Regions from separate parts of the Homo sapiens genome. Here region 2 is linked to region 1. A link is a contact called in ENCODE Hi-C or POLR2A ChIA-PET data. All regions are on one chromosome and are shown on one strand. Each heading gives the region's core, a stretch centred on a gene start or an enhancer-like site at or near the end of the contact. The rest is flanking DNA. Distances are from core to core; before and after follow the strand shown.

The links. Hi-C counts contacts between places; a loop is a spot of excess contacts on that map. ChIA-PET counts read pairs that join two places held with the same protein, here RNA polymerase II (POLR2A).
Region 2: a map of natural killer cell shows a loop between it and region 1 (2.2-fold over the local background). The contact joins the promoter of ZNF350-AS1 here to the promoter of ZNF577 in region 1. A Hi-C loop is called at or near these places in 1 of 168 maps with a recorded cell type or tissue (natural killer cell). POLR2A ChIA-PET finds 5 or more read pairs at or near these places in 2 of 52 experiments (H1 and activated T-cell).

What each region holds. Positions count from the first base shown.
Region 1 is chr19:51,886,151-51,889,205 of GRCh38, reverse strand. It overlaps ZNF577 (zinc finger protein 577), which reads left to right and starts at 1,255. Exons shown (of 6, transcript NM_001370449.1): 1 at 1,255-2,385. ZNF649-AS1 (ZNF649 antisense RNA 1) reads right to left here and starts at 1,181. Exons shown (of 3, transcript NR_110733.1): 1 at 1,080-1,181. RefSeq lists an enhancer at 1,131-1,982.
Region 2 is chr19:51,947,852-51,950,905 of GRCh38, reverse strand. ZNF350-AS1 (ZNF350 antisense RNA 1) reads right to left here and starts at 1,772. Exons shown (of 3, transcript NR_103847.1): 1 at 1,671-1,772.

The sequences.
Region 1 (3,055 bases), core at 6-2,505:
GTGTCAGTGAAGAGATTGTCTTCTAGATGCTACTGGAATACATATTTGAGGTATGGGTAATCTTGATTTTACATGATAAATTCATTCTAGCATTCCAAACTCCATTTATCTTTGGGTACTTTATAATATATGAGGAAATTTCTGGCATTTAAACTTCATTTAGTGTAGGCAAATTTTGAGTCCAAGTTTCAGTCAACCAGCCAAGTCAACAGTTAGCACCACTCAATTTAGCTCACACACTGAAATTGCCAGTAGAATGTAATCTCCATGAATGAGAGTCTTTGTGCCTGAATTTCCAACTGTTGTATTCCCAGCACGCACAACAGTGTTTGACACATTAGGCATTTTATAAACATTCGCTGGATAAATGAGTGAATGATCAATCCCTTTAAAGGTTCTCTGAGGCTGGTTATAAAATTATAGGGAGCAGGTTTGGTGCTAGAATTCATCAGTTAATTGATCAGCTGAGTTTCAGTATTGAACAGAATCATCTCCCCTTCAGAGTTTTGATTTCAAGTTGCTCCCACCTTCCTGGATGTAAAGGCTTGTTCTGCCTTTGGCTTTTCCAGGGTGAGAGAGCCCTGTTTTCGTGTTGGTTCCCCACTTTGTCAACTGCTGATCAACTGTGTTCTCCATTCTCCACACCAATTATAACCAAAGCTTTAACACGCGGTTGTTTTATCCATTCTATGACTGACTCCTTCCTCTGAGGCTACATCTGATGTAGATGTAAAGATACTTCTTAGGCAGTTCTCAAAGGCTGCTTTCTCCAGCCAGATGCATCCTCAGGAGTAATAACCCCTCCGATTGTTGCTCAGGTCCCTCCCTCTTGAAATTCCTGTAAGACTGCCGCGCCACATGGTTTCTTTCCATTCTTCTTAGGATCAAAGTGCCTAAATGTCTGTGACCATCTCTACCCATCCTGTAGACAGATCAGGGCAGGCTTGAGCCTTTGAGAAACTAAGCAGTTTATGTAGCGCCCCTGGCTAATGTTGCAAAGCCAAGATCTAGCAGTTCACGTGGACTGGAAAAAGGGTGAAATGGGTCGTTTTCAATTGCTTTTCATCGTCAGAACCTACCTGTCTTAAGGCGCGAAAAGAGGGACTCCGCCTGCTCTACGGCAGTAGGGTTGAAAATGGCTGCTCCCAGCAAGCGTCCCCTGGGCGCAGACATATTGCATCATAAAGGGACGGCTGGTGCCGTATTCCGTGTCTCCGGAAAGACGCAGTATGGCCCTCGCCGGCCGCCATCCCCGAAACTTGCGAGTGTCGCGTCTGCAGTGTGTGGGGTTCGCGGGGCGGCGGGTAGAGGCGAGTGTTTAGAGACTTCGGGTCCCTGACTCGCCTCCAGCAGTGGAGACAGGTCATCGGTCTGGTCTGCGTGGGCTTCTGGGAATGTTTCAGGGGCAGGGAGAGCGCGCTTTTTTTTTTCTGTTGTTCGCTAGCGCGTGAGGTCCGTGTTGCGGGGAGCTCTCGGGGAGTCCTCGCTCGGAGTTCGTTTCGCAGTCGTGTTGGAGTTCCCAGAGTCTGGGAGCCCATGGTCTCCGCATTGGAACCAGTGCTTGGGAGGTCTTCGTTGCACAGTAGCGCTAGGGCGTCGTGGTGGGGAAGCGAATCGTGTCAGTGTTGGAGACTGCTCTGGGCAGTTCGTGTTCATTGCTTATCACATGCGTACTTAAAAAGGGGTCTGCTGGTCCCCTTGCTTCCCTGCTGCTGTATATTCTGTAGAAAATGGGTTTTCAGGTTCATTGCGACCCAAGTAATAACATCCCCATCATTTTAAATACTCCTCCAGAAAATAACTCTGGTTTAGTGTATTTCATGTTTAATGTTGGGATCAGGTGTCTAGGTATTGGTATAATTTTATTCGTCTTTAATAACATCTTGTCAACTTCGTATTCCCATATTACATGCTCTTTGAGAGTTTTTTAAATTGCTGCAGTTTCATCAAGTGGTTGCTTTAATTTGGGTAGAATTGATGTAGATCTAGATACAACACTTTCAGGAACATGTGATGGATTTCTATTAACCCAATATTTTTATTTGTTTGACTATCTGTAGTGTTTTTCCATACGTATCTTGGACATTTCTGGTTATGCTTATTTCTACATAGTTAATACTTTTTGTTGTAAATCGTGACTTTTTTTTTGCATAAGACCCCTCCCCCTTTCCTTTTTTGTTCCTAATTTTACTTAGTTGACAAGAACAGAAGTTAAAAATATATATGTTTATTCTGTCACTTCATTGTACTCATGTCATTACATATAACTTATAAATTGACGTCTTTTTTCTAGTTGAGCATTTTTGTCATCTGCAAATAATTTTAGCCAGGTGGCAAGTGTATGGACTGTGGAGTAAGAAGTACCTGCCTCTGCCTCTGACTTGGGTACGTTAATCTCTGAGTCAGTTTCCTTATTTGTGGAAAAAAGCTGTCATAGTTTCTTTTTCATGGAATCATTATGAAGATTAAGTGAGCAAATGTTCTTTAAGTATGTTCAAAGTGTAGTACTAGGTACGTAGTATGGTCTGAATAAATAATTACTGTGATTTATCAAGTTTTTATTTCTCTTTCCTAAGGGCTTTTGACCATTACAATTATTTTCATTTATTTTTTTCTCTTTAAAATTTTCTTTGATTTGTGTTGCTCTATTTCCCAATTTCATGTATTCCTGAGGGAATAAACCATACTTGTCAATAATGGTTTGTTCTTTTAATATGAGACTGGATTTTATTTGCTAAAATTTTATTTAATATTTTTGCATCAAAAAATGAAAAGATATCTTGGATTAGCTTCGGAATAATCCATAATCCATTGCTGGAGAGGGACTGAATGGTGGTATAGATAAAACAAAATTAGATGTGAGTTCGTCATTCTTGAAGTCACATGATGAATATGTGGAATTTGAGTATACTGTTCTTTTGCTTGAAATTTTTCATAGTAGAAAGTTAAAAAATTTTTTTGCCTATACATTTATAAGAGAAATTGGTCTCTTAAGTTTTTTTCAAGTGATTATACTTGAAAATCACCAGGTTAAAAAAATAGAATAATGTAGCAT
Region 2 (3,054 bases), core at 523-3,022, 61 kb before region 1:
ACAAAAATTAGCTGGGCATGGTGGCGAGTGCCTGTAGTCCCAGCTACTGAAGTGGGAGAATCCCTTGAGTCTGGGAGGCGGAGGTTGCAGTGAGCCAAGATCATACTACTGCACTCTAGCCTGGGCAACGGTGTGAGACTCTGTCTCAATTTTTAAAAAATGACTTCCTCTTCTAGAGGAATTATCAAAAAAAACAGTATAAGCCACTTAAGAATAAATGTAACCATAAGATCTAGGACATAAAAAAGTGAATCACAAATCTTGGGGTGGGAACAGAAGAACTTGAGTAATTGGAGTATCAGAATGTTATATATAGATAGAAAATATAGAAATAGAATTGAATATTTTATACATGTCAATTCCATCCTAATTAAGGCAAACATTTAATGTGACTCCATTTACTAAGCCACTGGTACAACCTTCTGATGTGATACTGCCATTGAAAAATTTTATATGTAGTCCAGCTACTTGGGAGGCTGAGGCAGGAGGATCCCTTAAACCCAGGAGTTCAAGGTTAGAGTGAGCTGATGGCACCATTGTACTCCAGCCTGGGAGACAGGGCAAGACTGACTCTCTCTGTATAGAAAGATAGATAGATAGATAGATAGATAGATAGATAGATAGATAGATAGATAGATACATACATACATACATAGACAGATGTATATAGAGACAGAAATATAGATATATATACTATATATACATACATGTATGTATGTTTGTGATGAGAATTTAAGTGATGAAATCAAATATTTACCCAAAGTATTGCAATTGTGAAAACTGTGAGGATGAAACGAAAAAAAAAATGCTCCTAAATAAAAATCAGAAGTGTGGGTAACAGAGATTATTTTCTTGTGTTGGAATAAATCTGAAAGAAAATATTTATGAAAACGACATGGTAAAGTTGGGAACTAGAGAGGAAAAAAGCTCGACTTTAGTAGCAAACTCGTAATTTCCTCGTCCAGAAATTTGTAGACAATGATATGAATATAGGAAGGGAAATGTTTTTCATTGTTATTTTTAAGACGGACTTGGACTTGAAGAACTGAACTGCATGTAGATCCACTAGGTAAATGTAGTTTAATCACAACTGTAACCAGCAGTCAATTATTAAGCCTCAACCCATCCACTCTCCAGGGCCCTTGGGCCTCCAAAGCTCCAGCCTCTTCAGGCCCCTAAACCACAGACATGTACAGGCCTCCTCAAACATTGACTCCAAATTAAATCTGAAACCGCAAACTAAAACCTCTTTCACTAAAACATTCTCCAGCCCCAAGCTTCTCTATCACATTAAATTGCAAACCCGGAATGGACACCAAGTTCATTCACTGATACACACTTTCCTACCCCGTTTCTCAACCACTGATTCCCACGGCATTCCCTCAACGACCATAAACCTTGACAGTCGGTCGTTAATATCTTCCAGTCTCTTAATTACTGACCGCCAGGCGCCCTATCACCAAAGCCAGGCTTCTCCATTGAGTAAACCCAGAAAGAACCCCAGGACGCGGGGTCCCACACGGTCTCAGAACAGGGGGCTCCCCTTCACTGACCCCCACAGGCCTTTCACTTGGAGCCACATCCAGACCCCGACTCATCTGATCCTGAGTCTCTCCGGACTCCACCGAACGCTGGGACCAAACACTGAGCCTGCGTCCAAAACGACTTACATCTCCCTCCGCAGCCGTTGCTAGGGACTTCGAGGGCCCTCGGCGTCTGACCGCGAAACCAGCCGTTCCCAGACGACAGAATTCCTCCCTCGGCCTCGTATTGTGACGTATCATGGCCACGCCCATCTCGGCGACTCCCACCAGAGAACCCGGAAGGGCTGTTACCACGGCGTTGGAAGACAGTGAATTAATTTCAGGGCACCTCAGTCACTGCGCAAACTGGATAAATTGTCAGAAAATTATAAAAACTTTTAACAGCCTGAGCAAAAAAATAAGATGGCCGCGCGCTGTACCCCATATTGAGCCGTTAGGAAGAAGCATCGTGGCTGCAGTTCATCTTAGGAGGTGTCAGTTTCCATTCAGTAGAAAATACAATCTGTTGGGAGTTTAGGGCGGAATGTGGAGTATTTCTGAGGGCCTCTTCAGGACCAACAAGGTGTGCCAAAGGCGAAGTGGCTGAAGGGGAATAGGGGGACAGCGGTCACAGAGTGGACCAAATTTGTGGATGTTCTGAATCTCCTTCAACGGATGCAGAAAAGAATGGGCAAGGCTAGTCTAGCCGAGAATTGTCTTGAGGCCAAATACGGGAGCGATCTCTATGAGGACCAATGCCCACGTGCAACTGCATACAGTGTGTGGTTACCTGTAATAAGGAAAAAGGAATGAGGCCTCAAATTTAATCAAATATTTCCCTGAAACACTTGAAGATGGAAATGGAGCATATAAGAGTGTTAAATAACTAAAGAGGCCGGGTGCCATGGCTCAAACATGTAATCTCAGCAATTTGGGAGGCTAAGTCAGGAGGATCACTTATGCCCAGGAGTTGGAGACCAGCCTGGGAAATATAGTGAAACACTGCCTTTACAGAAAAAATACAAAAATACAAAAATTAGCAGAGTGTGGTGGCATGCACCTGTAGTCCCGGCCACTCTGGAGGCTGAGGTGGGAGGATGGCTTTAGCCCAGGAGGTCCAGACTTCAGTAAGCCATGATCAGGCCACTGCACTCCAGCCTGGGCGACAGAGCACGACCCTGTCTCAAACACAACAAAAACAAAAACAAACTTTAATTTTTTTAAATTACTAAATAATGCAGTTACCATTTGGCAAACCGCATGCTTAATAAATGTCGGCTACCATTTTTATGAAGGCATGGGGTGATGTGCCTTTTGAAAGAGGCAACCTGGAACTGAGTATCCAGTTAAATTTATTTAGCTGGGATGCCAACTTCTGAAAGGTGATTTCAACACCTGGTCCCAAGGACAGGCCTGGGAAGCCCAGTAGCGCACCCTGATTTATGTGTTCAGGGAGTAAGATGCTACGACTGCTATGATAGGATGTGCAGATTCACAAGGCAAGAAGTAGAGAGAATCTGAAGTCCAGGTT